Regions from separate parts of the Mus musculus genome. Here regions 2, 3 and 4 are each linked to region 1. Evidence: chromatin loops called from intact Hi-C (ENCODE). Cell type or tissue: heart. All regions are shown on one strand. Each heading gives the region's core, and the rest is flanking DNA. Links, peaks and the distances in the headings are about the cores only.

Evidence for each region. Hi-C counts contacts between places; a loop is a spot of excess contacts. Peaks named below come from ENCODE experiments on the same cell type or tissue, not always from the same donor. Only the 100,000 strongest peaks of a DNase experiment are listed, where the experiment ranks them.
Region 2: a loop joins it to region 1, with 2.0 times the contacts of the local background. A loop is called at or near these places in 2 of 42 quality-filtered maps.
Region 3: it touches region 1 in a loop (4-fold over the local background); 23 of 42 quality-filtered maps call a loop at or near these places.
Region 4: a loop joins it to region 1, with 4 times the contacts of the local background. A loop is called at or near these places in 3 of 42 quality-filtered maps.

The regions. Positions count from the first base shown.
Region 1 is chr9:78,524,067-78,531,961 of GRCm38, forward strand. No RefSeq gene overlaps it. Among named protein-coding and RNA genes, the nearest start is that of Eef1a1, 46 kb to the left of the region's middle. In heart, for the core only: CTCF peaks have their summits at 3,343 and 3,990 (motif pointing right); DNase peaks (open chromatin) are centred at 3,445, 3,965 and 4,175; H3K4me3 peaks cover 1,559 bases; H3K27ac peaks cover 2,005 bases.
Region 2 is chr9:78,583,802-78,591,696 of GRCm38, forward strand. Slc17a5 (solute carrier family 17 (anion/sugar transporter), member 5) reads right to left here and starts at 4,244. Exons shown (of 11, transcript NM_172773.3): 1 at 4,073-4,244. The coding sequence starts at 4,166. In heart, for the core only: CTCF peaks have their summits at 3,843 and 4,470; DNase peaks (open chromatin) are centred at 4,230 and 4,780; H3K4me3 peaks cover 1,560 bases; H3K27ac peaks cover 1,237 bases; H3K27me3 peaks cover 437 bases.
Region 3 is chr9:78,473,488-78,481,382 of GRCm38, forward strand. Eef1a1 (eukaryotic translation elongation factor 1 alpha 1) reads right to left here. Exons shown (of 8, transcript NM_010106.2): 2 at 7,024-7,201; 3 at 6,754-6,933; 4 at 6,365-6,661; 5 at 6,137-6,287; 6 at 5,791-6,047; 7 at 5,471-5,705; 8 at 4,966-5,371. The coding sequence starts at 7,167. The coding sequence ends at 5,247. It overlaps Mto1 (mitochondrial tRNA translation optimization 1), which reads left to right. Exons shown (of 12, transcript NM_026658.2): 12 at 303-665. The coding sequence ends at 398. Among named protein-coding and RNA genes, the nearest start is that of Eef1a1, 4.3 kb to the right of the region's middle. In heart, for the core only: a CTCF peak has its summit at 3,872 (motif pointing right); no DNase peak of the experiment used is centred there; H3K4me3 peaks cover 1,726 bases; H3K27ac peaks cover 354 bases.
Region 4 is chr9:78,443,827-78,451,721 of GRCm38, forward strand. Mto1 (mitochondrial tRNA translation optimization 1) reads left to right here and starts at 4,384. Exons shown (of 12, transcript NM_026658.2): 1 at 4,384-4,684; 2 at 5,593-5,792; 3 at 5,892-6,009. The coding sequence starts at 4,471. In heart, for the core only: no CTCF peak of the experiment used is centred there; a DNase peak (open chromatin) is centred at 4,395; H3K4me3 peaks cover 2,058 bases; H3K27ac peaks cover 1,154 bases; H3K27me3 peaks cover 1,065 bases.

The DNA.
Region 1 (7,895 bases), core at 1,420-6,419:
ACACCTTTAATCCCAGCACTTGGGAGGCAGAGGCAGGCAGATTTCTGAGTTAGAGGCCAGCCTGGTCTACAGAGTGAGTTCCAGGACAGCCAGGGCTACACAGAGAAGCCTGGTTCAAGACCTCAGGTGCATTACTTCTGCAGTGGTTCCTCTCCATCCTATTGTAGCTAATCCTTACACACTTCTTTCCACTATCCCCTCGGGGACCTCTCATTTCTCAGTCTTAGATCTCAAGGATGCATTTTTGTCTATCCCTCCTGACGCCCAGTCACAGATCATATTTGCCTTTACCTGGACAGATCCTGACACCCACTTTTCTACTCAGCTTACCTGGACTGTTCTGCCTCGGGGATTCCGAGACAGCCCACACCTATTTGGCCAGGCCCTGGCTTCTGACTTATTCTCTTTATCTCTCCCTAAAGCTAAGATTGTACTTTATGTAGATGATGTCCTCTGTAGCCCCGCTCTAGAGATTAGCCAAGCTGACATCTCTGTTCTTCTAAATTTCCTTTCCAGTCGAGGCTACAGGGTCTGACCTAAAAGTCCAGCTGTCTACTCCTCAGGTCACTTATTTGGGACTAACAATTCCCCAATCCACAAGAAAAAGTCTGATTCAGTCTCAGACTGTTCCTTCTACAGAGGAAGAGATTTTATCATTCCTAGGAATGGCTAACTTCTTATGTTCCTGGGTTCCTTCCTTTTCCCTTCTTTTTCTCCCCTTATATGAAAGCAGTGTTAGGCCCCCACCCACGAACCACTTCTCAAACCTGTTACCAAGCCCTTTCGGAGGCTCCAACAGACTCTCCTTAAGGCCGCACGCAGCCTTACATCTCCCTGACCTGACAGAGGCTAGCTGTCCTGACAGTTAAAGAAGGTGGTTTTGCTTGTTCCTCCAAGAATGCTGTTTCTACGCCAACCAATCCAGGATAGTGAGAAATAAAAGCCAGGAGCTACAGTCAGACATCAAGAACTTCAGAGACCGTGAGACCTCCAGTTTTGGGATTTTTGAAAATCCTATATGGAAGTGGATACTCTTTCGTAACACCTTTCCTAGTCATCTTCCAGGCGGTATCATTTGCTCCTTGCTTCATTAATCTTGTTTCTACGTTTCTTCAACGACAAATACAAAACACTTCTAACCAAACTATTAATCAGCTATTACAGGATTACCAGCCACTGCCCACAGAAGAGCTGCTGTCCACAGAGGAACCCGATGTGAATGTTTGTCTAGTGGATCCCGATGGTGAGAGCCAGCTACACCCCAAAATTGACTACACCCCAAAATTGACGACACCCCTAGACAGCAGGAAGCAGCTTAAGAGACACGACACCCTCGTTCCCTTTTCACCATCGGCTCCCCCCGCCCTTTTTCTTTTTCTTTTCTTTTTTTCTTTTGAGACAGGGTTTCTCCGTATGTCCTGGAACTCTCTTTGTAGACCAGGCTGGCCTCAAACTCAGAAATCCGCCTGCCGAGTGCTGGGATCAAAGGCGTGCGCCACCACGCCCTGCTCCCACACCCTTTTTCTTCCCTTCTCTTTATAATAACAAGAAGGGAGGTATGTTGGCATCAGGACATTCCAAACCTATGATATCACATAGGCCACAGCGCGACCTGCAACCTCCAGACCGGTTGCCAAGACAACGGGCACCATCTTCCCAGCATTCACTTGGCTCACCTCCCACCCTTACTTGTTATGTCATTTTCCATATAAATAAGGAGAACATCCCTTCCTCGCTCTTTCTTCCCCCTCTTTTCTTTCTCCCCCTCTTCTTCTCTCTCTGCCACTACTTTGTCTCTCCCTTCCAATAGAACCTTTTCCACGCTGAACTGCTTTGGCCTAGTGTGCTGTTGAGCGGCTACCCGCCATTCTAACACGTCATTGGCTGTCCCGGAGCTCCAGCTGTAGACCAGACTGGCCTTGAACTCAAGGAGATCTGCCTACCTCTGCCTCCAGGGGCTGCAATTAAAGCCGTGAGCTAAATTAGTTCTTTTTGAGCCTGGGTCTTGCTATCTACCAAGGCTGGCCTAAGACTGTAGTCCTAGCTGATTCTGAGCTAGCACACCTTTCTCTACACCCCAAGTGCTAGGATTGCAGGAATGGTCCATCCACCATGTCTGACTTCTATTGGCTTTCTCAATATTGGCTGAAGCTTCTCTACTCCTCGAAAGTTCTGCAGGAGAAATCCCAAAGACAGCAAATTCTCTATTAAACAACTGACTGCATTTTTAAGGAACCACCTTCTAACTTCCAGGCCTCAGCCAACTTCTTTCTGAAGTCCCTGTTCTTGGCAGAAAAGCCAGTTCTGTACTGAGATCCATGCTGGCCTTCAGCTATAGTGGGAATGGGGCCAAAGGTTTCAGAGGTGGAGTTCTTGATTTTGTTCCATTTTGAGACGTGGTTTCTATTTGTAGTCCAGGCTAGCCACAAATTTGCAGTCTTCTAACTTCACCTGTTTACACTTGGGTATTGTAGACATATGTAACCATGCCAGGCTCCTATTCTGTGTATGGGGCCCTGCAGTTTTGGTCTCAAACTCACTATGTAGTTGAGGATGACTTTCAACACCTGATCTTAGAGTTGGGATTAAAGGCAATATTGTTTCGAGACAGGGTCTATGTAGCCTGGGCTGTAATTTGCTATGTACACAAGGCTGGCCTGGAATCCACAGAAATGGCCCTTTGTGCCTTCCTAGTGTTGGGGTTTAAAATGTGGGTCAACCTTAGACCGGAGAAAAAAACTATTTCGACGACTGTCTGATTAAAGCAAGCTGTGTTTAGACTGTGCACTTTCCCTAAGTTCGGGTCTCAGAACATCCCCTCACTGGCTTTTGAGGTCTCTTATATGTGGAAGGGTTAGGGTTGATAGAGAAGAGCTGTTGAGATAATTGGCTGTTAGCCCCTGGACATAGAAGTTGGGGTGGGGACATGGTGGTGGAGGAGAGGGGCTACTCAGGACCTAAGGCAGTCTGTGGGGTGTGGAAGGGCACTCATCAAGGTATCTGGAAAAACATTTCCGTAAGGCAAAAGGGCAATCATAGCTTACAGATTCAGGGGTTTAGCAAGGCAAAGGGATTTACAAAGGGTATATACATCATGGGGTTACAAGTTAAGCACAGGTTGAAAAACATGGTTTGTAGAATACATTATTAGGCTTAGGAAACAAATTTATTCTTGTAAGGTATGGAGACTTAATAACAACGTGGCTCTTTAACAACATTGTGGCTCCAGGTTTGGTTTCAAAGTCACCACACTTGGCCAGAATTGCGGTTAGGAGCTAACATTGCCTTTTAGAACAAAAACTGAGAAGCAAGGGTCAGGAAAGTCTTTTTGCCTCGTGACCCTGCTGCCTCCAGCGGCCAGAGGCGGGAGCGCGGGCGGGTGACGCCAGGGGCTCCCCAGCCCGCAGTGACTTTCCATCGAGCCCTTTTAAATGCCTTTCTTTTGCACGTGGTTTCTGTGAGTCATCTCCTTTCTCCAGACAAAGAAATCTAGGTTTTGCTAATCGGGTTTCCTGAGTCCGCTAAGGCATGAGTCAAACTCGTGCTTCCCGAGTGCTGTAAGCTCTTCTTGCTCCTCCCCCAGGGGAAACGCCCGCTGCCGTGGGGCAAATCCGAGTTTCTGGGGGGCCGGGGGGGGGGTGTCAAAAAATTCACGCGGAAGGTGAGTGCGGCATGGAACCTGTCGTAAGTCCCAAGCGTCAGAAGAGAAGAGCGTTTGTGTGTTTTAAAAATAGTTCTCTTAAAAATCTTTGGACAGGCTCGGTGGCTCCAAGGGTAAAGGAGCTTCTATCAAGCCTGAAGACCTGGGTTCAGTCCCTTGGGAAGGCGGAAACCGAAAACCGGTTTCAATAAGCTGTCTTCTGACCTTCACACACGGACTTAAATTATTAAAATAAGTAAATAAATAACGAATGCGTGAATGAATGACTGTCTGGGCGTGGTGTGGCATGCTTGCAATCCCAGCACTTGCCGCCAGGTGGAGGCAGGGGGATCCAGGCCAGCCCTCATTACAGAGTCAGTTTGAGGCCAGTTTGGATTTCCTGAAACTGTTTCAAAATAGAAAAATGTGGTTATTAGAAAAAAAAAAACATTAAAAAAGAAGGGCTTTATACTGGGGTAAGAGAGTGTAGGAAGAGGCAGAGCTGAGGGACAAACTCCAGGCAAAGTAAATCAGCCATTTGGCAAGGCCCGTGGCTGCCGTGAATATCAACAAGTGCCACTTTGTCCCACAGTGCCACTTTACAGCCTAGCCAAACCGGCGATGCCCGAGGGTGCAGGCACTTAAAGCCCAGCGCCAGAGAGGCCTGCTTTGGCTTTCTTAGCCTTTAGTCAGTTCCAGATTGACCCTGACGGTCCTCCCCCCGCCCCCCCCCCCCATGATTGATTTTTCTTTTTAATTTCCAAACATTCTAGTTAAATAAAGGAGTTCTGGTGGCACAGGCCTGAGGTCTTGGCTTTTGTGAGGTGGAAGCAGCAAGGTCAGGGACTGAAGGGCAGCCTTGGATGTAGGAGACCCAGTCTCAACAAGATAAAATGAAAATTTAGAAGAGAAAACCTAATCCCTCCTTCACTATTCACAAATGCTTTTAACGTTTTGTTTGGTCTGTCTTAATAGTTTTTGTTTTGGGAATACAGAATGTCTACACATGAGTGTACTTATCAGCATTATTAAAAAAAATCATTTCTAAATTACGTAGTGTGTGTGTGTGATGAGAGTCCCTCCTCTCGTGGTGCCTGGGATGGAACTCAGGCTTTTCAGCAAGCATCTTTTTTTTTTTTTTTTTTTGTTTTTCGAGACAGGTTTTTTCTGTGTAGCCCTGGCTGTCCCTGGAACTCACTTTGTAGACCAGGCTGTCCTCGAACTCAGAAATCCGCCTGCCTCTGCGTCCCGAGTGCTGGGATTAAAGGCGTGCACCACCACGCCCGGCTTCAGCAAGCATCTTTATCTACTGAATTGTCTCTTAGCAACTCACACCAGCTTTATTAACAACGTCCTCGAACTAGAGAACCCTAAGTCCCCCCAGGGATAAGTGGATAAAGCAAAATGGCAGGACAGGGTAAGAAAAGCCACTGAATTCTGCACTGTGTGCGGTGCTGGGCTCGTGCCGCCAGACAGTGCCTTCCACGTGCCTGATAAACATTCTGCCCTGAGCCACAACCCCGATTTTAGCTATACACTTTCAAAAGGTGAGTTGGGTGGGATGTGAGTTAAATCTCAGTAGTCATTATAAAAAATAACACTAATAACATTAATTTTGTTTTTTGAGACTTTTTCTTTTTTGGTTTTTCGAGACAGGGTTTCTCTGTATAGCCCTGGCTGTCCTGGAACTCACTTTGTAGACCAGGCTGGCCTCAAACTCAGAAATCCGCCTGCCTCTGCCTCCCGAGTGCTGGGATTAAAGGCGTGTGCCACCACTGCCCGGCACATTTTTTTTTTAATTACCAAAATAATTCATATGCCTTGTAAAATATGAACTCAGAGGGAATAAAATCAGAAAGCTTTTCTCCCTGCCCAGCTTTAATACACTGACAATCCGGTGACACACCTCCTACTCTTTCCTAAACAGTCTACTGAGAACCAAAGGTTCCGATACAGGGGCCTATGGGGACCATTCCCACTGAAACCACCACAGAGCACAACCACTTACATCCCAGTCTCATTATTTTTTATTTTTTTCTTCTGATGTAGGGTCTCATCAGGGTATCCCTGGCTAGCCTGGAATCTTGCTATGTGAACCAGGCTGACTTGAAAGTTATAGCAATCTTCTTTCCTGTTCCTTCCTGAGTGGGTCTCCTGCAGTGCTGGGATTAAAGGCCTCCCTCATCTGTCCCCTCCTCCACTGCTCTCACCACTGCACCCTCAGCCTTTTTATTTCCTTTTCCTTTTTAAAAAGATTTATTTAAGTACACTGTAGCTGTCTTAAGACACGTTTTCTTCTCTCTTCGGCCCCTCTCTCTCCGCTCGAAGATTTATTTGTTATTATACATAAGTACACTGTAGCTGTCTTCAGACACCCCTACAGAGGGTGTCATCTCATTACAGATGGCTGTGAGCCACCATGTGGTTGCTGGGATTTGAACTCAGGACTTTCGGAAGAGCAGTCCATGCTCTTAACCACCGAGCCATCTCCCCAGCCCCAGTCTTTTTATTTCAGTCCCCTCCTCCTTCATCTCACTCCCCTTCTGCCCCTCTAAATAAAGTGTTTATGACTTACTCTCACTTGTGTGAGTGCCCTTGGAAAGTTGTCACTTTTTTTTGGGGGGGGGGATTATGGGCCGGGGCTGCCTCTGGCAACCTTGCATGGGTTCCAGGTATTAAGCACAGACCTGTGTGCTGTCACAAGCGCTTACCCTTCATGCCATCTCCTCAGCCCGAACCACCCACGTTTCATTTGTTTGAGACTGGATCTGTACCTGTAGCCCATACTCAGGAGAACTGCCTGCTCTGCCTCCCAAGCACTGGTGTTTACAGAGTGCCCACCACTGCCAACCCCCACCCCAACTGTGCTCTTGATTTGCATTCCCAAGCAACCAATGATGTTCCATTAGCTTGCTTTTTTATAATTATTAATTTTTTTTTGTTTTTGTTTTTTGAGACAGGGTTTCTCTGTAGCCCTGGCTGTCCTGGAACTCACTCAGTAGACCAGACTTGGCCTTGAACTCAGAGATCCAATTCAAGTTGTCACATTTGTACAGCTTTAGAAATACTCAGGGAGATTTGTACGTACCTGTACCTGTGGTCCTGTACCTGTGATTGAGGTGGGTAGGAGGCTCAGGAGCTCATAGTCAGCCTCTGTTACATAGTGAGTTGGAGGCAAACCTGGGCTACAGAAGACCCTGTCTCAAGAACAAAACAAAATAAAACAAACCAAAACCCAAAAGACAACATAAAGCAAAACAAAAACCCACCATCACCACCCCCACCAGAGAGCTAGCGGGATGACTTAGAAACTAAAGGTGCTCGTTGCTGCTGCTGCTGCCAACTCTCAGACTTGAGAACTGGATGGCTGAAGAATGCCCACCACTGTATAACCCACTCTTGCCCCTATAAATACATATGATTAAAAAAACAAAAACAAAAAACAAACAAGAGAATGTTCAGCCACTAAAGGCTAACATCAGAAAACAAGAGAAAAAAACTTAACAGCCCTCAAACAACTTTCCCAGCACTTGGAAGGCAGAGCTGGAGGACTGCTGAGTTCAAGGGCATCCTGGTCTAGACAGCAACGTTAAGGCCAACCAGAGGTATTTGGGGAGATATTATTATAAACAAGCAAACAAAACACTGTTGTTGGATGCGGTAGCTCATGCTGGTAACTCACAGGAGTATGAGACAGTACACTGCAAGCCAATGAAAGTATGGGTCTAGCCAGGGCTGTCAAGTGAGCTCTAGGTTAGCCTGGGCTACAGAATGACCTGTCCCAAAACATTTTTTTTTTTTGAAAGTGATAGTGTATTATAAAACTTTTTACTCAATATTTTTGAGGTTTTTGCATGTTCTTAATTTACATTATTTCGTAGTAAACATGGCAGTCAACTTATTTTGCCATGATGATGAACCCCTGTGGGTTGCCTTTATCTCTGTCACATTAAAATGAACCTACACAAGAATCACTCAGGGCATATCGTCAAGTTTGGGGTACATATCTGTGAACAAAGACATGTTCTCTTTTAATTGAGATACAAGCCACTATAATGTGGGCACCAGGGAGGCAGAGGAAGGAGGGAGGAGGGTTAAGACTTCAAGGTCATCTACAAAGTGAGTTCCAGAGCAGCCTGAGACTGCTACTAGAGACTCCATCTCAAAACCAAACCAAACCATACCACAAACTAACAAACGGGAGCTTTCTCCAGCTTTCTGGGAGATCTGCCAGCCTGTATCTTTTCCTTTCCTC
Region 2 (7,895 bases), core at 1,393-6,392, 60 kb after region 1:
GTGTCTGGGAATCAGCAGAGTCTGCGCCTGTAGTCTCAGTCACAGGCACACACCACATCAACCCTGCTAGCAGCAACAGCCATGGGTGCCCCTGGCTGCTTGTTTTCTCTAGAGACAGAGGTGCCAGCAGTTCAGTATCACTGTTGTGTTTCAAAAGAATTGATTTTTCTTTTTTTATTTATGTTTTATTTTCAAAGGAAGGGAACTTAGCTGAAGGAGCCCACGGAACCTTTTTGCATTTCTGTCTCTCTCTTCCATTTCTGTCCCCGAGTTGCTCTTGTCCCATCTGTTCCCACTCTCTGAGACTCCACCTTGGAGGGCCCCATTCCAAAGGTTTCCATCTTTCCCTTACACTCCCCGTACATTCACAATCCTTCTGCAACATTTCTTTTCAAGTAGGCGGATTTCTACTCACGGTGCATTTCTGTCCATCATGTGCTAACTTATATAATAGGTCAGTTAAAAATGTTCAATGGCTTAGAAACACCTAATAAAACCTGGCTGATTGGCAAGGTCAGACCACTGAGCTGTACAACCAGGGATGGGTAACAATCATTTTTTGTGGAGCATGTGGAATCTGTATATAAAACATATGCTCCTTGTCCTTATCAAAAGCCATATGGTGGCAGGTGGTGACGACAGCTTTAATCCCAGCACCCAGGAGGCAGAGGCAGGAGGAGCTGAGGTCAATGCCACCCTGGTCTACAGAATGAATTCTAGAATAGCCAGGGCTTCATAGTGAGACCCTAAAGCAAACAAAATTCCAAACACGCTAAACTTGGGGGTGCCTAGACCTAGCTCATATGGCCTCAGCGGAGTCCTGTCTGCCTTTCCTTGGAACTCTGGTGTTACACTAAGCAGCTCTGAGCTCCCAGATCCAGGCAGCAGGAGGAGCCTGTGGATTGAGGGCTTTGAGTTCCAGTCAGGCGGTTCAGGAGAATGAGCCCCAAATGCACAGAGATGGGTGACTTCCCGGCTGGGATGCCTGAGTGGTTGTGGGACTCCATCCCCTCCTCTGGGTCTTAGCAAATGTTTCAATAATTGTACAAAGTTCTCTGTCACAGAGGACTCTTTAGAACCCATGATCCTTTGCACTCTCCCACTTAAGATCCTGACTCCTTGGGCAAGACGACTGAATTCTTGCCTTCTGCTTCTATTTAAAGGAAAAATTTCTTACCATCTCTGATGGTTGAGCCCCTCATATTGAGCGTTGATTGTGGGGTTCTCTGCCAACAACACAGCCCGCAGAGTGTTGATACAAGTGAGGCAAGAAGGAAATCTGGCTTAATGCACGCAGTTCAGCAGCTGGTGTTGGTTCAAACCCCGCCCGGAAGGACCGTTTGCTTTAGGCACATTTAAGTACAGTACAATTTTGGAAAAAGGTTTCCTGGCGACAATTAACTCAATCCCGTGTGCATGACGAAGCTTATGGCATTACAAAGTACATGTGATCTCTTCCATAAAGATGAATTCTTATCGATTGAGAAACAATGTCCGAGATAAAGCTCTGGAGAGGAAGAGTCTGGAATAAACAAAAGTCTGGGGGAGTCAGGTGTGGCCTGGCCCTACAGATAGCACAGGTCACTAGACTATTAACCACACCCACTCCCAACCTTCTGGGTGGAAAACAGGTTATACACATCTTCTGTTGTCGAGACAACCCTGCCTGTTTAACATTGCAGGCTTCCCTGAGACTATCCATATCAGCCGAGCTGTGGGGATTAAAAACCACAGGGACTCACAGTGTCCATTCACATAGTCCCCATCTCCATACCTGAGAAAGCACTTTCTGTTTGTTTGTTTGTTTGTTTGCTTGGGGGAGGGGGTTCAAGACAGGGTCTCTCTGTGTAGCCTTGTCTATCCTGGAACTCTTGCTCTAGGCCAGGCTGGTCCTGAACTCAGCAATCCGCCTGCCTCTGCTTTCCAAGTTCTGGGATGAGAGGCGAGTGCCATCATTGGCTGGCTCTGAGAAAGCATTTCTAATCAAATAAAGTGCTACGTACCTATGTAAGGGAGAAAGGAGGCCTGAGAATCTCGGGAGACGAGCCAGGAAAGGTCTTTTTTGGAAGAGGGATATTTAACAGAGGCTTCCTCAACGGGCAGAAGTTGCCAGGTAGCTGCGGGGGTGGGGTGGGTGTGAGCACAGCCATTCTAGCAAAAGCAGGACCAGGGCCTGCAGAAGTAGGGATGTGAGAGAGGCACAGGGAGAACATAGGACCTTCCTTCCCCCGAGCTGGTTTACTAACAAATAGTTCACATTACCGTCGAGCGCTTACTGTATTGAGCTCCTGTTACAGAACGATGAAGATGAACCGCAAAGTACACAGAACACTACTCAGCACACAGAAACTTCAGGAACTGAATTGCTATCACTGCCTTCTCTGGATCCTGGAGATCGAGCTCACGTGTTAAGAAGTGTATTTCTCATTTGTGGGAAATTAAGCTTTGTGGGGCACGAGGCTCCTAGTGGAACAGACAGGACGGCCGGGAAGGTAGATATCCCTACCAAACTGGCGGAGCAATCGGCCTTGCGTGCAACTTCCGGTGCCACGTGTCTGTGGCACCAAGGAGGATGTGATGACGGAGGACAGGGACAGGGAATCCAGAGCAGTGGCAAAGTGTCAAACTTCGATTCTAACCCAAGAGGGAAGCCAAGGGGGCAGGAGGTGTGAATCAGTGGACAGAATGCTTGCTTACCACGCATTCAGGAGGTGGAGGCAGGAAGGTCAGGAGAACTAAGTCACCTGCAGCTACAAAATAGAGGCCAGCTGGGGCTACATGAGACCCTGTCTCAAAGAAAACCAAGCAACCAACCAAAAAAATGCAAGTCCTAGGTTTGACCTACTGATGCCTTACACTTTTCAAAATAAAACATTCTATTTTAGATTTTAAAAAAAAAATCTGTTCTATGTACGAATGTTTGCCTGTATGTATGTCTGTGTACCACAGGTGTGTCTGAGTAGGGAGGGTGTTGGCTCTCTTGAGCTGGAGTTATGGATGGTTGTAAGCTTCCATGTGGGTGCTGGGAACTGAACCCTCGTCCCCTGGAAGAGCAACCAGTGCTCTAACTGCTGAGCCATCTTTCCAGTTCCCTAACAAACTATTCTAAAAATAAAAACAAAACCAAAACAGATCACCCAAAAGCCAACAGAAGTAGTCTGAATAAAGTCAGAAAGTAGGGTAGTTACCCACACAAGTGGGAAGGATGGTTAAAACAGTTACGAAAGAATTCTTTGGTAATGTCAACAAAAGACATACCGACAGAAGACTGTTCCGGGCCAACAAAGGCAAATTTCCAGTTCAATTCTTTCTCACACCTATATCCTTGAATGTGTCCAAGCCGATTTGTCCTTTAGTTTTCTGTAGCTTCAGGAAGCTACATTACAAAAGTGTAGCGAAATCCAGTGAAGACACATACTTGTGTTTTGGGGGATGGTGGGTATGGAGACTAGAACCTTGTCAGGCAAGGACTATACCTCTGTGCAACATGCGCCCCCCCCCCCCCCCCCCGCAATGAAGATGCTTTTTGAAGTAGCACCTGCAAGACCTCTAGTACGGCATATTGTCTTAGAGTGCTAAAGATATCTTATCTTGAGAATAACCTGTTTCCTAACTTAAATTGCAGTCTGATAGACAAGGAAAAAATAGAAATGTCTGCAATATTTTGGTGTCTTACAGCACAAGATATTCGCGGGATTATGCAACTGTCCCCCGCACACTCAACAGCTGTTAACTCTTCTTTGTTGTTGTTTTGTTTTTGTCTCTCCTCCCCAACAAGGCGCTACCAGATCACATGTTTACAGGCCGGCATAAGCGGAAACCTGGCGGCCGCTGGAGGGGAGCAAGAAGCACTTTGGCCCCTTTGCTTATTGACTCGGATCGGGTACCCCTCCGACCCTGAATTGCTTCAGTCCCGCCAGCGCCACAGGCACCTCCGTCCCGACCCACAGCACTACAGCGGCTACCTGTCCCCCCGACCCCGCAGCCACTCCTTCAAGGCGCCCACGGCCGGGAACCACCCGCCCGCCAGGAACGCTGCCACTAGCAATCACTCGGTGGTCCCGCAGCTCACCCGCTTCGGTCTGCCGGGCGCCCGGCAGGAGCGGGGTGCTGTCCGAGCTCTCCTCATCGTCGTTTCCCGCCGGACCCCGAAGCAGGGGCCTCATAACGCCTGGAGAGCAGATGTGCCGGCGTCGTTGCTTGGCCAACCTAGCTCTCGGCAGGACAGCCCTTCGCCGTGCTGGCTGGGCGGGGCAGGATATTGCCCCGCCCCAGGACACGCCCATATCTGGTTGCCTGTTCCTAAGGCGCCATTTTAGTTTCGGGCAATTTCCCGCTGTGGGCAGGGTTGGGTTGGGCGTGGCGTTTGCGCTGTGCAAGATGTGTGTCACCAGCGGTAGGGAGCCCAGGACTCTGTTACACTAGTAAAAGCCCGGGCATTGGACAGCCTGAAGGCGGCGATGGGGTTTGCATCTCGCAGTGATAGGGAGCTAGGGAAATGGGCAGGGACTATTTGCCTTCTAAATGTCTATAATAGTTTTCAGTCTTTGTCCGTTTTGTGACAGCATATGGCTTTTGAAAAGTAGCAAAGGAAATCATGTTTTGTCCGACGAAATTGACTGTTTCAGAGGTGAACCCCAATGTAGGCAGCTGCCTTTTCTCTTTAGGAAGATACTGTTGATTGTACCCAGGGCCTCACACATATTAGACTAACGCTGATACATACCATTGACCTACATCCCCAGCGGGCAGGCCACGTGATGTATGAGCGTGGGGGAGTTTTCTCTGTAAATCTAATTTGGACAGATTTTCCCTACTGCTGACTCTAAGAAAGAGGAACTAGGAAAATGCTTCAGTCAGCCTTGGTGGGGCCATCGGGCCTCTGAGTAATAAAAGCCATATCTGCAGACCGATGGAAAAGACAGATGTGGTAGACGCCCTTAGAGATTTCCACGCAGACCAAGGAAGAGCAGAGGCTCAGAAAGTCAGGTGAGGCCCCTGTCTAGAAGAAGGGCTGACTGAGATTTACTAAAGATATCCCTAACTCTTGGGCCAGTAAATGCTGATGGGCAAGTTTTCAAAAAGACAGCTGTAGAGATAAAGCCCTTGAGTTTGTGCATACCCGCCTGGCAAATTCTTATAAAATGTATGTACAAACAGCACTTCTGGTGTGGTTAATTTGATGTGTCAGTTTGCTTGTCCTCCATGTGAGTGGATTTCAATTTGTTTGAAGGTTTGATTAGAACAAAAAGATCAGCTTCAAGCCGGGCGTGGTGGCGACACCTTTAATCCCAGCACTCGGGAGGCAGAGGCAGGCAGATTTCTGAGTTCGAGGCCAGCCTGGTCTACAGAGTGAGTTCTAGGACAGCCAGGGCTACACAGAGAAACCCTGTCTCAAAAAAACAAAAACAAACAAACAAACAAACCCAGCTTCCCTAACTCATCCCCTTGTACCCACCCCCCCACCCCTGAACTCCTCCAACAGACGGCTTCAGATTTCATTAGCCTCGGGGTTCTCATCTTTCTGCACCTCTGCTATCCTGTGTGAGCCAATAGGTTTGTTCAACACTGTATCTCCTCTCCTTTATTGCTAAGATCATCCTTTTTGGCAGGGACAGCCAAGGGAATCTTCCAACATAGGGAATCAGATTCCAACAGCCTTGGGGAGTTTGAAATCAGCAGCACCATGTTTAAGTACACTTATTACCTGAGAAGGTTCAGGTTACAGAAAAGTTGCAAAGTCAGTACGCAGAGTTCGAGGTAGGATAGGAAGGCTGGCTTTGTGGGGACATGGGAAAGGAGTCCCTCACTCCCGGGTCTGGGGGACATATCCTGCCAGCTGAGCTAAGAATTTCTGCACAATTAACATGATTTGCTGTGAAGGACCATATGTAAGGCCCAAGCATCCTTCCAGAATGACCTTTCTCCTTTCCCAGACTTGTAAACCTGGGGAGATTTCTAAGACTTTGACAAGAAGCCCCACTTAGGGTACACTCTTGTGCAACTTTATGATCCATGGTTTTACTGGATCAGCTGGCAGTCTTATCCACGGCACTGACAGGCACCCTGTCATCATTTACTGAAGGGTGTGTGTGTGTGTGTGTGTGTGTGTGTGTGTGTGTGTGTGTGGTGAGACAGGGTTTCACTGTGAGGCCCTAGCTGTTCTGGAACTCACTATGTAGACCAGGACTGCCTCTGTCACCCCAGTGCAGGGATTAAAGGCAAGTATCAATCCTGCCCTGCTTGTGTGTGTGTATGTGGGGCGATTCTTAACAACACTTTAAGCTGTTACTTAAAGGCCACCAAAATCATATATATAGTAGCTGCTGAGACACTTGGGTGCAATTCTCACTTAGCTTTGAGAACACCACACCTTTGCTAATACACTTCTTTGGTGAGTATTATTCTTTTCCCAAACACCAGTCATTCTCCCTAATGGCAATGCTTAAATCTTGCTTACAGTCTTTTCAAAATAAATGTGGGCCCTGTCCATCCTGGCTATGCTGAAATTCTTTTCTGCAGTGAAGTCAAGATCCTGGGTTTATCTGATTGAGAGCTCAGGTTGCTATAGATGACAGACAATGTGGGTTATGGATCTGCCCTGGCCTATAAGCACTGGCTCCTGACAAGCTCTCTATACAGTGTGCCAACTTTGACCCCTTTTCAAGATCTAAGAGAGTATGACACATTTATTTCAGCTATGGAAGCATTTTGGTACTTAATGAGCATCATACTTTATTTGGACTTCTTTCCCTTTTACCTGTCTTCCTCCCTGTACCCTCCTCCCCCTTCCAGGGTTTATTTAGGATACATATTAAGTTCCATTATTGTATCTCCTTAGGCTCTCACAGATGTTCTTCCTTTTTGCTGACCTCATCAGTTTTATAGAATACTGATGCTTTTCTGGACATTCTCTCAACCTGAGTTTGTCTAATGTTTTCCTTGTAATTAAACCAGTACTTTGTAGTTTTCATTTTCATTTTTTAAAAAAAAATTTGAGACAGGGTTTCTCTATGTCTGAAACTCACTCTGTAGACCAGGCTGGCCTCGAACTCAGAAATCCGCCTGCCTCTGCCTCCTAAGTGCTGGGATTAAAGGCATGCGCTGCCACTGCCCGGCAGTTTTCATTTTCATTTTGTTTTAGAATGTTTCTAAGAGCCAAAAAGCCCAAAACCAACCAAACAACAACAACAACCAACCAACCAACCAGATAAAGATACGGATTGTCTTGGAGACAGCCCAGAGTAGGGAGCCTTTCTTGTCATTAGCCTCCAGGGGATGGGCTGGATATGGTGTAATTTGTGATTGGTGGTTAGTACTGGTGGTGACAGTAGGCATCATTGGATGCCTGTCTTAGAGTTTGTCTTTTATTTATTTATTTATTTATTTATTTATTTATTTATTTATATTTTTACCTCTTTCTATGCTTTTATTTTTGGAAGAAAGCCAGCATGTTCATCCTACTCTTACGGGTCAAGGAGTTAGGGGCACACTTTGAAGAGCAGTTCTTTCATAAGGCAGATTTGTCTCCTCTCCGCCGATTTCTCTTTTTATACTAGTATGAACCCCTGGCTATTATATACTTCATTTCAGAATCTAACACATTACTTATTCTGTTGATTAGATTATCAGCCATGTTATTTATTTTGATGATCAGATTGCTACAGTTTTGGTAATGGGGAGCTCTTTCAGTTTGGCTGTAAGTCTTTTACCTGTTCCCATTGCTAATTGTTTCCCATCGTTTGTTTTGAGGCAGAGTCTCTGGCTGGGTTGCTATTCATGATGAAGCACAGGATGTCCTTGAATTTGAGCAATATGCCTGCCTTGGCCTCCCAAGTGACGGGATGATAGGTGATCACCATGGCAGCAGGCTTATTGTTGTGATTTCTGAGCAA
Region 3 (7,895 bases), core at 1,618-6,617, 50 kb before region 1:
CCTGCATCCTCTGCAAAAGAAGCAAGTACTCTTAGGTGCCGAGCCGTCTCCCCAACCCTCAGGTAATCTGTAGTAGCTGGCTGTCATGGCATCTGCCTGTAGTCCTAACTGCTTACGTGGGAGACTGAAATGAGGGAGGATCTCTTTACTTAGCCCAAGAGTTCAAAAGTGACCTGGTCAGTGTAGTCTGATGCCAGCTCAGAATCTAACTGCTTTACAGCCTGTCCTATAAAGAGGCTGTGGGGAGAGGACATCTGATTTGACATCGCTCATCCTGGTTCTTTTGTCATCTTAATTCCTAGATTGGGGCTGCTAGTCGTATTCCTGGAGTGACACCAGCTGCCATCATCAATCTGCTCAGATTTGTGAGGAGCACGCGGCAGAGCAGACAGCAGTGACAGAACGCCAGGCCAATCGGTGCTTGTGAACTTTCATTTCATAGAGGACTTAGAGTGAGGGCTTAGGGCAATGGTTTTCAGCCCCGTAAAACAGTTCCTTGTGTTGTGGTGAGCCCCAAACACACAATTATTTCATTCCTACTTCATACTGTTACGAATCATAATGTAAATATCTAATATTCAATCCCTGTGGGAGTCTCAAGCCATGGGCTGAGAACCGCTGGCTTAGAGAGTATGAATAGGAAATAAAGATGACACTGAAAATACTGTTGTTAGGTGATTTTACGTTTGTCCAAAGGTATGTGCCAAGTCCTGGAAGTGGCTTTTTTGTTGTTGAGACAGGACCAAGGTTACAGTTTTGCTTTTTTTATGTATCTGGGCAAAATAGTGAAAAACAATGTGTAATTCTCTCTGGGGCTCATATTCTATAGATCATATAGCATTCATCATAACTAAAGCAAAACTAAACCTGAAACTGTGGTGGAACAGACTTGTAATCCCCCATCACTTGAGAGGCTGAAGCGGGAGGACCTAGAGTTCAGGATTGACCTGGCTGTACAGTGAGACCTGGTCTTAGGGAAACAGGGAGCCACTTACAGAACCTGTGCTCCTCTCCTGCCTACTTTTGTCAGTGACTCAGAAGAGCTGCCCCTTCTTGTTTCTCTAGATACTGGTGAAAACACGGGCATGCCTTCCCACTCATTTTCTGAAGCCCCTCCAGTCCTGCCTACTTACTTTTTTTGGTTTTTTGAGACAGGGTTTCTCTGTATAGCCCTGGCTGTCCTGGAACTCACTCTGTAGACCAGGCTGGCCTCAAACTCAGAAATCCACCTGCCTCTGCCTCCCAAGTGCTGGGAGCCTACTTACTTTTTTAACTAAATGGTATTCTTTCTCTCTTTTATTTCTCCAGCTCCCTCTTCGCAGGAGGCAAAACATACCACTGTGCAAAAAAGGACGAACCTTTGGGGGGCGGGGGGTGTTACTCAAACAGATACACCATGATCTGCAAGCTAGCTGAGCTACAAGAGTTGGGCTTGTCTCAATAAGGGAAAAGAAAAAGAATGCATGTTAGTGTATGTGAATATTTTAGCAATGAAGGAGTGGGGAAATCTCTTGCATAATTTTCTCACCTACTTTACTTATACATAAGGATAGAATTAGTGTAACATAGGACTTCTTGTAGGGATCACAAACGGAACTCTCAAATACACTTATTCATAGGCCTTTCAGAGATTTCCACTGCATGAGGTCAACACTATTTAGTACCATGCAGTTGTTTCCTAAAATAATTTTTCTTCAGAATCAGTACTGAGAAAACTATGTATTTGAGTTAGTACTCCAGTTTAACTTGTTATGGAAGTTCCCAGAGACTTGCAAATATGGAAGTGACTTTGGTGCCACATAAGCAGTAACGGGTGAGAGAGCACTTAGGGTTTGTAAGTAAAATAACAAGTTAATGTTAATGGAAAACAAGATGGGATGTCTCTTTCATACAGGACCTAGAACTCACTGTTTACTCCTCTCACAGTACAACCAACAACCCCCAAGTGGTGAACATAATGGCTTAGAACACATCTAAGGCCATATTTGATGTTAGCTTGCACCCTTGTTTTCATAAAATGCATTTCAAACACAGGCCATATTAATTTGCCTACTTAGTTCTCAATGCATAAGAGTAAATTAAAACAAAAACAGGGCTGGGGAGATGGCTCAGCGGTTAAGAGCACCGACTTTTCTTCCAGAGGTCCAACCATCTATAATAGGATCCTATGCCCTCTACTGATGTGTCTAAAGACAGCAACAGTATACTCACATATATAATTCTTTTTTTTTTTTTAGATTTATTTTATTATTATATGTAAGTACACTGTAGCTGTCTTCAGACACACCAGAAGAGGGAGTCAGATCTTGTTACAGATGGTTGTGAGCCACCATGTGTTGCTGGGATTTGAACTCTGGACCTTCGGAAGAGCAGTCAGGTGCTCTTACCCACTGAGCCATCTCACCAGCCCCACATATATAATTCTTTAAAAAAAAAAAAAAAAAAGTCATTTTGTCCAAGCTGGCCTCAAATCCCTATCCTCAAATGATCCTCCTGCCTCAACTTCTGAAAAATCCAAGACTACAATAAAGCACCCCAGGCAAATTTTCATAAAACTCCGCTGTACATGGTGGTATGTATCAGTCTTGCCTACGTAGCAAATTCAAAGCCAGTGTAGACTGTTCAAGACCCTCTCTCAAGAAAGAAAAAAACGGGGCTGATGAGATGGCTCAACGGTTAAGAGCACTGATTGCTCTTCTGAAGGTCCTGAGTTCAAATCCCAGCAACCACATGGTGGCTCACAACCATCTGTAATGAGATCAGATGCCCTCTTCTGGTGTGTCTGAGACAGCTACAGTGTACTTACATATAATAAATAAATCTTTTTTTTTTTAAATTGTTTTTTTAGATAACAAATTGGCTTTTTAGTTGGTGTGGTGGCACATGCTTTTAGTCCAAGCCTTGGGAAGCACGGGCAGGTAGATTTCGGATTTCCAGGCCAACCTAGTCTACAGAGTAAGTTCCAGGACATCCAGGGATAGACAAAACTGTAGCTCAGAAAAATGCCTTGTAAGTCAAGTTTTCCAAAACTCAAATTGAGCCAAACCTACTAGTAAGCTTCTAATTCCATTCTCAGGGGGGCTGTGATAGAAAGATCACAAGTTCAAGGCCTGCCTGAGCCTCTCAATTCTTTTGAAGGAATGAGGATCACTGCTCAGTGGGAGTGTATCTTCCAACCATATGCAAAGGCCCTAGGTTCACCCAGTACCTTTCCCAAGAACTGCCAAGAGGTTCATTTAGACCCAGAGGCTAGCCTGACTGCAAGATAAGGGAGTGTGGGGGCAGCATTCTCAAGAGTATTTTAAGAGCCATGTGCCTTTGGACAAAGGACAACTTGAGGGATGTTCTGCTATGTGCATCTAGGGACTAGACTGTCTCGCCAGCCTTTCAAGCCCAGCCTGCCTTCATTTACTTTTATTTCTAAGGATGTCAAGACTCCCTAGCCCTTATGCAACCCAGACTGAGACTGCACTGACTTTAAACCCTACTCATTAGTAGCAACTGGCCTTATCCATGTGGAGCCTTTATCTCCCACATTAAAGCCCAAATGTTTTAAAAAACATGTTTTAAAAGAGTTCAAGATTTTGCCTACATGGGTACTGTATATGGACCTGGTACAGACAGGCCACTAGAACTGTTGTAAATCATGTGGGTGCCAGAAACCGGGGGAAATTTTCACTAAGTCCACACTAAAGTCATATAACATCTAAACAGCTAGCCTTTTAGAGCACTTAGCTTTCACGTGTTTGATTTTAATCAAGACTAAAGACTACCTATGTAGCTCACGTGGTGGAAGGCTTGCCTACCAAACCTTTGGCCCTGAATTCCATCCCCAGAAACATGCTTTTATTCTGAATGTTTTGTCTTCAAAGCACCAGTAGATGGTGCTACTCCACTTATACACGTAAGTGTGCAGGTTTGAAAAACGGTGTTTGTATCCAGCAGACACTTGCTATCAATTTCCCAGGTAGGTCTTGATTCTTATTTAGGGTCTAACAGCTTACTTAAGCTATTTCACTATTAGCAATCCATTTTAACCAGTCCTACTTGAAATAACCTCAACTAAGGAACTGACAAGCCTTTAGTAAAGAGTTTGCAGCAACAGCAACCCTTAATCCCACAAGCACTAGAATTTTATCCAGTCTCTAAGGGTAAAGATGACACATTGGATGTTTTTGCCATATCAAAGGGGTTATTACACATCACTTTTCTGAGTCTAGATTATCTAAACTTAGGCCACCTGTTTTCATCTCATGGACTTCATGACATATCCTATGCAGTCTTGCCAATCCACTTCCAGGGACTAGCCCATGTTTGTTCTGCCAAAGTCAGGCTAACATGCCTCAGTTTTGAAACTTATTTCAAATTACATGTTCTGGCAACAAGTACAGTCACTGTAACCAAAATCTCAGTATAAATACTGAACAGCTTTTACCTTATTATTGAAGGTATTCCTACCACCCTACCATCAGCTTGTTTTGCAAAAGCTCATCTTAGAAAATCCCTTTTGCTTAGCCTCTTCGTTCTCACCTATTCATTCAAGATTGGTCTTTTTAGTTAAGGTTCTCTCCTGTGTAATTGTGGAAGGAAATGCTCAAGTAATTGTCCAACCTTGCTTCATTTCCAATATTCACAAAGCACACTCAGTAATCCTATGTGGTAGCATACTCCAATGCTGCCTAAATCAAACTTAGCTGTCACACCCAAGTCTGACCTACTGCATGCAGATCCAGACAGATTGGGGTATAGGTATAGTCTGCCCAACTATACCACACCTTGGGTTGATACAGCAAAATTACTTTGTCCTCACCAGTAAGATTTGAAGTTAACCCAAATCAGCCCTGTTTATAGCTCAGTTCTGGGCAGACCCAGACAACCAGAACTCAATCCCTAAGAACATACCATGGGGACCCCAGTACCTTTGTTGTATACAGTCAGTTAACTTTCAGCATTGACCAACACAGATTTCTCATTAAACTTGTTTTAATGGTCTCAAAATTCTGTGACAGATTTTTGGTCAAGTTGTTTCCATTAAAAAGTACTGATTTTGAAAACTAATAACTTAAAACTGCCACACACAAAAAAAATGGTCCACAACATTCTTTCCTTCTGAAGGTTTTACGATGCATTGTTATCATTAACCAGTCTTTTACTATTAAACTTAAATGGCCAATTGAGACAAACAGTTCTGAGACCGTTCTTCCACCACTGATTAAGACTGGGGTGGCAGGTGTTAGGGGTAATATTCATTTAGCCTTCTGAGCTTTCTGGGCAGACTTGGTGACTTTGCCAGCTCCAGCAGCCTTCTTGTCCACAGCTTTGATGACACCCACAGCAACTGTCTGCCTCATGTCACGAACAGCAAAGCGACCTATATAGAAAAATGCCATTTATCAGTATCTTTGCTATGCAAGCAACATTTCCTATTACAAACTTGATGTTCAGTGTAGCAGACTCAGATCAGGCTTACCAAGTGGAGGGTAGTCAGAGAAGCTCTCAACACACATGGGCTTGCCAGGGACCATATCAACAATGGCAGCATCGCCAGACTTCAGGAACTTGGGGCCATCTTCCAGCTTCTTACCAGAACGACGATCGATCTTTTCTTTAAGCTCAGCAAACTTGCATGCTATGTGGGCTGTGTGACAATCCAGAACAGGAGCGTAGCCAGCACTGATTTGGCCTGGATGGTTCAGGATAATCACCTAAGAAAAACAGCGTGTATTTAAGTCTTGCCTTGTGATTCTGCACACACAACCAATCTAGCCACCTATCTTAAAAATGTGTCACCTGAGCAGTGAAGCCAGCTGCTTCCATTGGTGGGTCGTTTTTGCTGTCACCAGCAACATTGCCTCGTCTAACATCTTTGACCGACACGTTCTTTACATTGAAGCCCACATTGTCCCCAGGAAGAGCTTCACTCAAAGCTTCATGGTGCATTTCAACAGACTTGACTTCAGTTGTTACATTGACTGGAGCAAAGGTAACCACCATGCCAGGCTTGAGAACACCAGTCTCCACTCGGCCCACAGGGACAGTGCCAATGCCTAAAATAGTATTGTTTTGTATAAGTATTTAATACACAAAACATAAGACTTCAAATTCACGTCAACATTCTACTTAATATTCTACTTACCTCCAATTTTATAGACATCCTGGAGGGGCAGTCGCAGGGGCTTGTCAGTTGGACGAGTTGGTGGTAGGATACAATCCAAAGCTTCCAGCAGCGTGGTGCCACTGGCACTGCCATCTTTGCGGGTGACTTTCCATCCCTTGAACCAAGGCATCTAAAACACAGGCAGTCAATTATAACCTCCTTACTTATTGCGGCTTTCTCCATTCAACTACCTTAAAAGTCACTTACATTAGCACTTGGCTCCAGCATGTTGTCACCATTCCAACCAGAAATTGGCACAAATGCTACTGTGTCAGGGTTGTAGCCAATTTTCTTAATGTAGGTGCTGACTTCCTTAACGATTTCCTCGTATCTCTTCTGACTGTATGGTGGCTCGGTGGAATCCATTTTGTTGACACCAACAATCAGCTGTTTCACACCCAGGGTGTAAGCCAGAAGAGCATGCTCGCGGGTCTGCCCGTTCTTGGAGATACCAGCTTCAAATTCACCAACACCAGCAGCAACAATCAGGACAGCACAGTCAGCCTGTAAGAAACAAGACAATCATATACCATTATCTCAGAGAAAGCACCCCACTAAAAAATATCCTGAGTCAGGAATGGGTAAATTTTACACACCTGGGATGTGCCTGTAATCATGTTTTTGATGAAGTCTCTGTGTCCTGGGGCATCAATGATGGTCACATAGTATTTGCTGGTCTCGAATTTCCACAGGGAGATGTCAATAGTGATACCACGCTCACGCTCAGCTTTCAGTTTGTCTAAGACCCAGGCGTACTTGAAGGAGCCCTTTCCCATCTGCAAAGTGACTTCTAATTAGTACACCCAAGACCTAGGTTCTACTCCCTGCTTAAAGAATTCCCATCCCTCCTTTTGCCTTATACTTGCCTCAGCAGCCTCCTTCTCAAACTTTTCGATGGTTCGCTTGTCGATTCCACCACATTTGTAGATCAGGTGGCCGGTTGTGGTGGACTTGCCGGAATCTACGTGTCCGATTACGACGATGTTGATGTGAGTCTTTTCCTTTCCCATTTTTGCTTTGAATTAGCGGTGGTTTTCACAACACCTAAAAAAGGGTTTAAAAGATACCTTTGAACCGCTAAGAAGCCCGAGAATTAGCTCCGCTCAAAACTCAAGGGGACAAATTCCAAAAATGACTTCCAGCGCCAGGCTGGCCTGACTAGTCTCCACCCACCAAATGTGAACAAACTCCAACGCCATTACATCCCCTCCCCCCGCCGCGACTAGCCGTGCTCAAAAGCCCGAGGTGACTATTGCGGCCGATAGGACCACGGGGTCACAGGAAGCAGCAGCCGGTGAGGGACCAGGCCCTCTTCCTTTGTGTGGGTGACTCACCCGCCCGCTCCACCGGGCTGCCGCGTCCTCCATTTTGAGCTCCTTGCAACAGGGCCCGGGAGCGGCCATCTTTCCACGCACGCAACTGGTGCCGGACGGGATGGCCTCACCCTAGTTAGGGAGGCAGGGCAACGCGGCGCCGCCAAGCCAGATCGTGCCGGGTGCTGGGGCCACATGGCCTCGGCACGCTAACCCCAGCCTGGTTGCTTCGGGAAAAACCCCAGGCCTCGCCCCATCCAGGTGGCGTCGGACATGTGCTCCGAAGGCGGGCGGGCCCCAGCCGCCACTCCTGTCCCTCCATTCCTCCCCAACCATGACCTCTCCGGGCTCCGGGCGAGCAAGCCCCGCACCCTCCCTTTGTTAGCCCCTATTGCTGAACGGCAATCGAAGGCAGCAGGGCAACA
Region 4 (7,895 bases), core at 1,704-6,703, 80 kb before region 1:
ATCCTGATTTGGCTGCTGAGATTCCGTAGTCCTTTAATGCAGACTTTCAGAAAGCGATTTCTAAAGTCGGTCTCGTCAACAGTGGCTGCTTCTTTTAAAGTTGTTCTTGGCGGAACTCATTTTGCCTTCCACTGTGCTAACAAAAACAAAAACCTGTCTTCTGAAGATTTACATGGCTCAGAACAACACTTAGTTTTCAACTAACATCAGAATGTTATAATAATAACATTACTATATTCCACACCTTATTATGCAATCCTGTGTGTCCCTTAAAATAAAGCTCAAAAATTGCTGCTCTGTGTAACTTTTTGTAAAGTGTGTGTGTGTGTGTGTGAGTGTGTGTGTGTGTGTGTGTGTGTGTGTGTGTGCGCGCGCGCACGCGCGCGCGTGTGTATGTACCATATATTATGAGATACATGTAGCCTGAATAAAAAGACACCGATCAGTGTGCTGCCATCCTATTGACCCTGCAACTCTCTTCCCTCCTTCCTGTCAATGCCTGTACATGAGTTTTCAAAATGGGAACTTGTCTAACAAGCATTCGCTTTTGAATGGCAAGTAGACACACCTGGGAATGGAAACGCTGCCTACTTTGCAGAAATACACTTGAGCAGGAGACCTCTCTGTGAGGTCTTGCCAGTAGAGTGGCATTCTCCATTATTAGTCTCAGCACTAGGGAAGCAGAGGCAGTAAGCTGGAGATCTACAGAGCTAGTTCTAAAACAGTCAGGGCTATACATCGAAACCCTATCTGGAGGAAAAGAAGAAGAGAAGGGAGGGAGAGGAGGAGGAGGAGGAGGGTGAGGAGGAGGAGGAATTAAAAAGAAGAAAACAGTGCAATAGAGTATGGAATAGGCATGAGCATCGGAGAGAATGAAGTTTGAACAATGATTTTTGAAAGGAGCAAAATTCACTGCGACAACCATACTGTAATTGTAATTCTTTTAGTTGTGAATCTTTCTAGTTAATCAACTCTTAGCATCACCTGTGGGAGCATAGGTCCGTAGCTCCAGCTGCTCTGGAGGCTTAAGCAGAGCATCTTTGAGCCCAGAAGTACAAGCCTGGATAAGAGAGTGAGATCTTGTCTCAAACAATAAATCCGAGGTCCATCCTGGGGACGCTGATACAAGAGTAACAAACTACCTTCCACATGAGGGTTTTATAGACTTCCCAAACAGAAACTCGGTTTCTATTGTCTTTATTATCTGTCCTTGGGCTACAACTGAACTTTCTGGTTCTGAGTCTATGAGTAATGTCTTCGTTGAAAAGGGAAGATTCTGCACTGAATACATAGCATGTGAACAGATTAATGCCTGGTCTTCAAATGTAGGTGAGAGGGATTCTCCCAGGTAAGTGTCAACTGGGTTTATGATTCTTTGGGGAGGGGGCAGGATTGATGCAGGGTTTCTTTGTGTGGCCCTGATTATCCTGGAACTCACTCTGTAGATCAGGCCTTGAACTCAAGAGATCCCCTGCCTCTGCCTCTGCCTCTGCCTCTGCCTCTGCCTCTGCCTCTGCCTCTGCCTCTGCCTCTGCCTCTGCCTCTGCCTCTGCCTCTGCCTCTGCCTCTGCCTCTGCCTCTGCCTCTGCCTCTGCCTCTGCCTCTGCCTCTGCCTCTGCCTCTGCCTCTGCCTCTGCCTCTGCCTCTGCCTCTGCCTCTGCCTCTGCCTCTGCCTCTGCCTCTGCCTCTGCCTCTGCCTCTGCCTCTGCCTCTGCCTCTGCCTCTGCCTCTGCCTCTGCCTCTGCCTCGAGTACTGGGATTACAGGCATGAGACACCACTGCCTGACTGAGTCTATGATTCTTTAATCAATGGTTTAAGCTATTGACTCAAAATATTAAGAAGTAGTATATTTTAGCTAGCACGGGCCATAACTCTAATATAAACACTTTGAAAACCTGTTAGAGAAAGGAAAAAAAAAAAAGCAAACTACTTTGGTGCCTACACTTTGGAGGGAGATCTTCATGAGTTTAAGACCAGCCTGATCTATATATCAATTCCAGACTGAGAGAGGCAAGAACAGAGCCAGGAGGAGTTGAGAGAGAACTGCTAGTAAATATTTGATGATACTTGAAAAATGCCCAATGTTTGTGAAACATCACATCCCATTTAAACCAATTTCATTATCCACGGTTAAAGCATAACTATCCGCTTCTGTGCTAGACAGAGTCTGCACACCTGTAATCTCCACACTTAGGTACCTGAGGCAGGAGGATGGGGAATCCAAGTCTAGTTTGGCATACATAGAAAGGACACGTCTCAAAGGAAAAAGAAATCCAAGTGAAACATGGTGGCATAAATCTGAAATGCTGGCACTCAGCAGACTGAGGCAGAAGGATTGCTGTGAGTTCCAGTTCGCTCTGGGTTGCAAAGTAAGATATCTCAAAAACACACTAGAAGCTGGGAAGATGGCTCACTGGATAGCTATGCACTCCTGACACCTGTTTTTTTTTTTTATTCTTAGAACCCACATAAAAGATATACATGGTATATCTTGGTACATACCTCTACAATCTTAGCCCTCTTACTGCAAGGTGGGAGGCAGAGATTGGAGAATTGGCCTTAAGTTCTTTAGCCAGCTGTCCTGGAGTACACAGAACATCAAGAGAAATAATAAGAGAGGCCCTGCTTCAAAACAAGGTAGAAGGAGATCACTGGCTCCTCAGAACTTGACATTTGTGTCCCAAATGTTCACCAAGACATACACACTTATGCTCACCTCTCTTTCTCCTCTCTCTCTCTCTCTCTCTCTCTCTCTCTCATCTAAAAACACCTACCATCAACAAACAAGCCAATATTGGATACAATGTAGAAGACTTTTTTTTTTCATTTTTTCTCTTTTGCTTATTTTCACTTTCTCTCAGAGACAAGATCTCTCTACATAACCCTGACTATCCAGGAACTCACCGTGTAGTTCATGCTGACCTCAGACTCAGAGCTCTGCCTGAGTTGTGCACCATCGTGCCCAGCTAAGCAAATATATTGTTAAGGGGACTGGACAGATGATTGGCAGGTAAAAATATCTGCTGTCAAATCTGATGATGTGGGTTCAATTCCCAGAACCCACAGGATGAGGAGAACTGACTCTCTCAAGTAGATCTCCATATGTGCACTGTAGTATGAGTAAGCCCATACACATACTCACATGCAAATGAATACATGCAATTAAAAATTTAAATATATATAGTTAAATGGAGGGGAATAAAGTGAAAGATAGTATAATCACAGAATTTATATACAAAATACTAGCGTTCCTGTGCCGTGTGAGTTTTCCCCCTCCTGTGAAAATGTGAATAAATGTATATTTACCTGAGGGCACCAAGAACAAGCCAAAGAAAATTATTCCACTCAAATATAATTTAGTGAAACTATAAGTTTTTTGGAGGTATTTACAGGAGTGTGGATGACTCAAAGACTGCATTACAAAAGTCCAGGGCAGTATGGATGACAACTCACAAAAGTTGTATCCCTGAGCCCCCGAAGGACTTGCACATCTGATGGTCCTGGAGTCTACCCCCTAGCAATGGTCCCTGCTTGTATAGCCTGAAGTAGGGGTGGGCCTGGCAATTTATAAATCTTCCTGGGACTGAACCTGTAAACTTTGTTCACTTCTGGACTTTTATGAGACTCCCTCCTCTAGGAAGGAATATTTCAACTCAGAGGAAAACTTGTATATGCATATAAAAATAGCTACTAGCAACAAAAGACTGGCATTCCTTTAAAGTAGGGACAGAGCACTTTGTAGGAGTTACACATTTTTTAATTCTCCATGTCTTGTGTGTATATTATGTTTAAATAGGAACCAGAGAAATGGCTCAGTGAACAAGATCTCTTGCTCTTTGCAGAGAACCTGCCGTGTTTGATTCTCAGCACCCACATAGTGGCTCATAACCTTTTATTGCTCCAGAAAATCTGATGCACTCTTCTGACTTTTGTGGGAATAGGCTAGATCGAGGCGCGCGCGCACACCCACACACCCATACACCACATGCACAGGCAAAACAATCATACACATAAAATAAATGTCAAAAAAATGTTTAAGCTGTATATAAATAATGGAGTTTTGATTTGGAGACGTGATATTCATTTGTAGACCCAGATGGCCTTCAAGATGAGGATTAGAACTCGGATTGCCTTAGTCGACTAACCTCTCAGAAGATTTTGAGGCGAAATGATCAAATTTATTGTTCATAGGTGGCAACCTGGCGATAAAGACAAGTCCACGGGAAAAGCCTAACCTCAACCTCCAAGATAGAATCTCCCGCCAGCGCTGAAAGTACCTGCGGGGGGAGGAAGGGGGGGGGAGAACGCACAGGGCCTGCGCGCACCTCCCCGCGGCGAAGCTCCAACCCGCCAATCAAAAGCGTCGCTGGACGCAGGCGCGCTACGCGCTGACTCGGCCAAGATGGCGACGCCCAGCTGGCTTCTACTCCGGTGACAGTTCCGGGCGTCTCTAGCTAGCTTCCCTCAACATGTTCCTTCTCCGAGGCCGTGGCCATTGGGCCGCAGCGTCCCTCGGCAGACGGCTGCCTTTGCGTCGCCTCCGCAGCGACAGCGCGGCGCCCTGCACCCCGCACTTCGACGTGGTAGTTATCGGAGGAGGGCACGCGGGGACCGAGGCGGCCGCCGCCGCCGCTCGCTGTGGCTCGCGGACCCTGCTTCTCACGCACCGCGTGGACACGATCGGTGAGGAGCCCCGCGGCCGCGGCGGGAACTCTACGTCCGACCGAGCGCGGGCAGGGTTGCGGTGGACCGGAGTGGCCGGTGCCCGGGGTCAGGGAGCGGAGGACTGAAAGCCACGGCGGCTGCTGGGCAGGTCGCTGGGTTGACCCTCCCCGTATTGTCATCTCAGAGAAATCCCGAGTTAACATTTTCACACCCGTCTTGTTAAGCGACCGACGTGGTGCGTCCACGGAGAGCTTGTCAAGCTCTGCCGCCGCTTGTCGCGTTCCGTATTTCCATTGCGTGTTTTGTGCTGATAGGCGCCTCAGCTTACGCACCTCGTTTTCATTATCCATCCGACACTTGATAAACATTAGGCTGATCCCGCTTCTAGGCTCTGGCGAGTAGTGTCTCGTTAAATATAGAAGTCCACTTGTCACTTCACACAGATTTAAATTCTTTTAGACATATACACAGTAGTGCAAAACCTGTGTTCTATCAACGCTGTAGGATATGTCTAAAAAACATTTCAGAGGCCTACTAATGATTCTCATAAATGAGACAGTGCTGTGTAGACCAAGCTGGCTTGGAAGTCACAGTGATCCATCTGCCTCAGCCTCCTGAGTGCTGGGATTCAAGGTGTACCCAATCACGCCTGACCAAAGTGATGAAGGAAGGTGGTACATTATCAAGTATTCCTTGGCTTCAAAGAAGAAAGGTAACTTGGCTTAGACGATAGAGTCCATAGGAATGCAGAGAACGGGAATGAGTCGCCCATTTTCTGCTAATTCCTCCTCTCTTTGAAGTTAGAGGAGAGCGTGTTGGGGTTTATTGTTTTAAATGAATCTGATTAGTCTGATTACCTTTCCGAGCACTCTTTATTAAGTAATATGTACAGGGTACTCTATTATGATCATATCCATTCTCTTTAGGTCAGATGTCCTGTAATCCTTCCTTTGGTGGCATCGGAAAGGGGCATTTGATGAGAGAAGTGGATGCCTTGGATGGTCTGTGTTCCCGGATCTGTGACCAGTCTGGTATACATTACAAAGTGCTAAACCGGCGTAAGGGCCCTGCTGTGTGGGGACTGAGAGCACAGATTGACCGGAAACTTTATAAACAGAACATGCAGGTGAGCACAGGCGAGGCCAGGGGTGAGCACCCACGGTGAGGCCAGGAGGGACTGTGGGCTTCTCCAACTGCTCTTTCAACTGGCATTCTCTGTTGACAGAAAGAAATCCTGAGCACGCCCCTACTCACTGTTCAGAAGGGAGCTGTAGAAGATCTAGTTCTTGCAGAACCAGAGCCTGGGTACCCTGGGAAGTCCAGGGTCAGAGGTGTTGTCCTGGGTATGTACTGGCTAATAATGCTAATACCAGCCTAGCAAACTCTGTGAGAAACTTGCTTTAGAGAAGAGCATGCAGACATTTTTGCTGTTCCAGGAAATTCTGGTTTTCAATGCCTGGATAAGAAAATTATGTAAATAGTCATGCGTCTCTTCATTTTGACCATCGTGAATCTCAGTCAAATTCTAGGTTCATTAATATTATTTTAGTGCCAGGCAGTGGTGGCACACACCTTTAATCCCAGCACTTGTGGGGCAGAGGCAGGCAGATTTCTGAGTTCGAGGCCAGCCTGGTCTACAGAGTGAGATCCAGGACAGCCAGGGCTACACAGAGAAACCCTGTCTCGAAACAAAACAAAACAAAACAAAAAATACCCAAAAACAACAAAACAAAACAAAATACTGTTTTAGTGTAATACTCCAAAACAATTTGTGTCTTTTATCCAGCTTCTTCTATCATAAATTTGTTTCTATATTTGTTCATTTTCTGTGTGAAGTGTGTGTGTGTGTGTGTGTGTGTACTTTACACACATAGGTATGAGGGATGGAATTCAGGCCATCAAGTTTGGCAAAGCACCTTTATCCACTGAGCCATCTCAACCAGGGTCCCCACCCCAACACACACTGTCTAGAAAAAAACCAAAAAAAAAAAAAAACCCATGTGAGGCAGATTTCACTACATCACCCACCCCTACTTTCTTGTCTTACTTAAGGTTAGTATTGCTGTGATGTAATGCCATGACGAAAGGCAGGCTGGGGAGGAAAGGGTTGATTTGGCTTAGTATCCTGAACCACAGTCCACTGAGGGAAGCCAAAACAGGACTTCAAAGTGGGCAAGAACCTGGAGGCAGGAGGCGATCCAGAGACCACACAGGAGTGCTGCTTACTAGCTTGCTCAACTTGCTTTCTTACAGGAGGACCCTGGACCTCCAGTCCAGGCGTGGCCCCGCCCACAACAGGCTCGGCCCTCCCACATGAATAACTACTCAAGAAAATGTTCTATATGGTTGCCTACCGCCCGGTCTTAGGGAGGCAGTTTCCCAGTGCCTCTCAGAACACTCTAGCCAATGTTAGCTTGACATAAAATTAGCCCAGCTCCTCAACCTCAGCCTTTCTGGTTCTCTCCTTTCTGACCTTTGCAAGGAGGAACTAGTTCAGTCTTACTAGTTTCTTCTCTTCCCTCTATCAGTTACCATTCTTCCAGCTACTATCTAGCATTCAGAAGTGGATACAACTTTTTTCTTTCTTTCTTTCTTTCTTTCTTTTTTTTTTTTTTGAGTGAGGTTTTCCTGTGTAATCAGGGTTGGCCTCGAATTCACACAAATTCACCTGCTTCTAATTTCCAAGTGCTGCAGTTAAAGGCATGCACCTCACATGGGCTATTTTATACATTTTAAAAATTCCTTTCAATACCTGACAATTTAAAAAAGAGAAGAAATCATGTTGTATTTAACCAAAATGCTAAAGTCAGTTAACTTTTGACTGTACCCTCACCAAGTGCAGCAGGCCTGTGTGCTTCTTTAGGAACCTCGTGCTTCCCCTGCTACAACACTGCTTAGATTCTTGAGATTCACAACATACAGCCATCCAGAGTGATTGTGCACGTGTGTGTAGTGGGTAGAGGTCAGCATTAGGTGTCTTCCACACTCGTTTATTTTTTCTGCTTATTTATTTTCACACTACTGGGGGACATGTCTGGCACACTCAAGGAAGTTAGCAGCATGCAGGAGATTACGTCACTTCCACCGTGTGGGTTCCAGGGACCAGCCTTTACAGCAAGTTCCTTTTTGTCTGCTGAGCCTTCTCACCAAGCTCCAGAGTTGCTTAGTTTTGGAAACAGTGTCTCTCACTGATCCTGGTGCTCACTGACACAGCCAGCCTGGCTGTTCC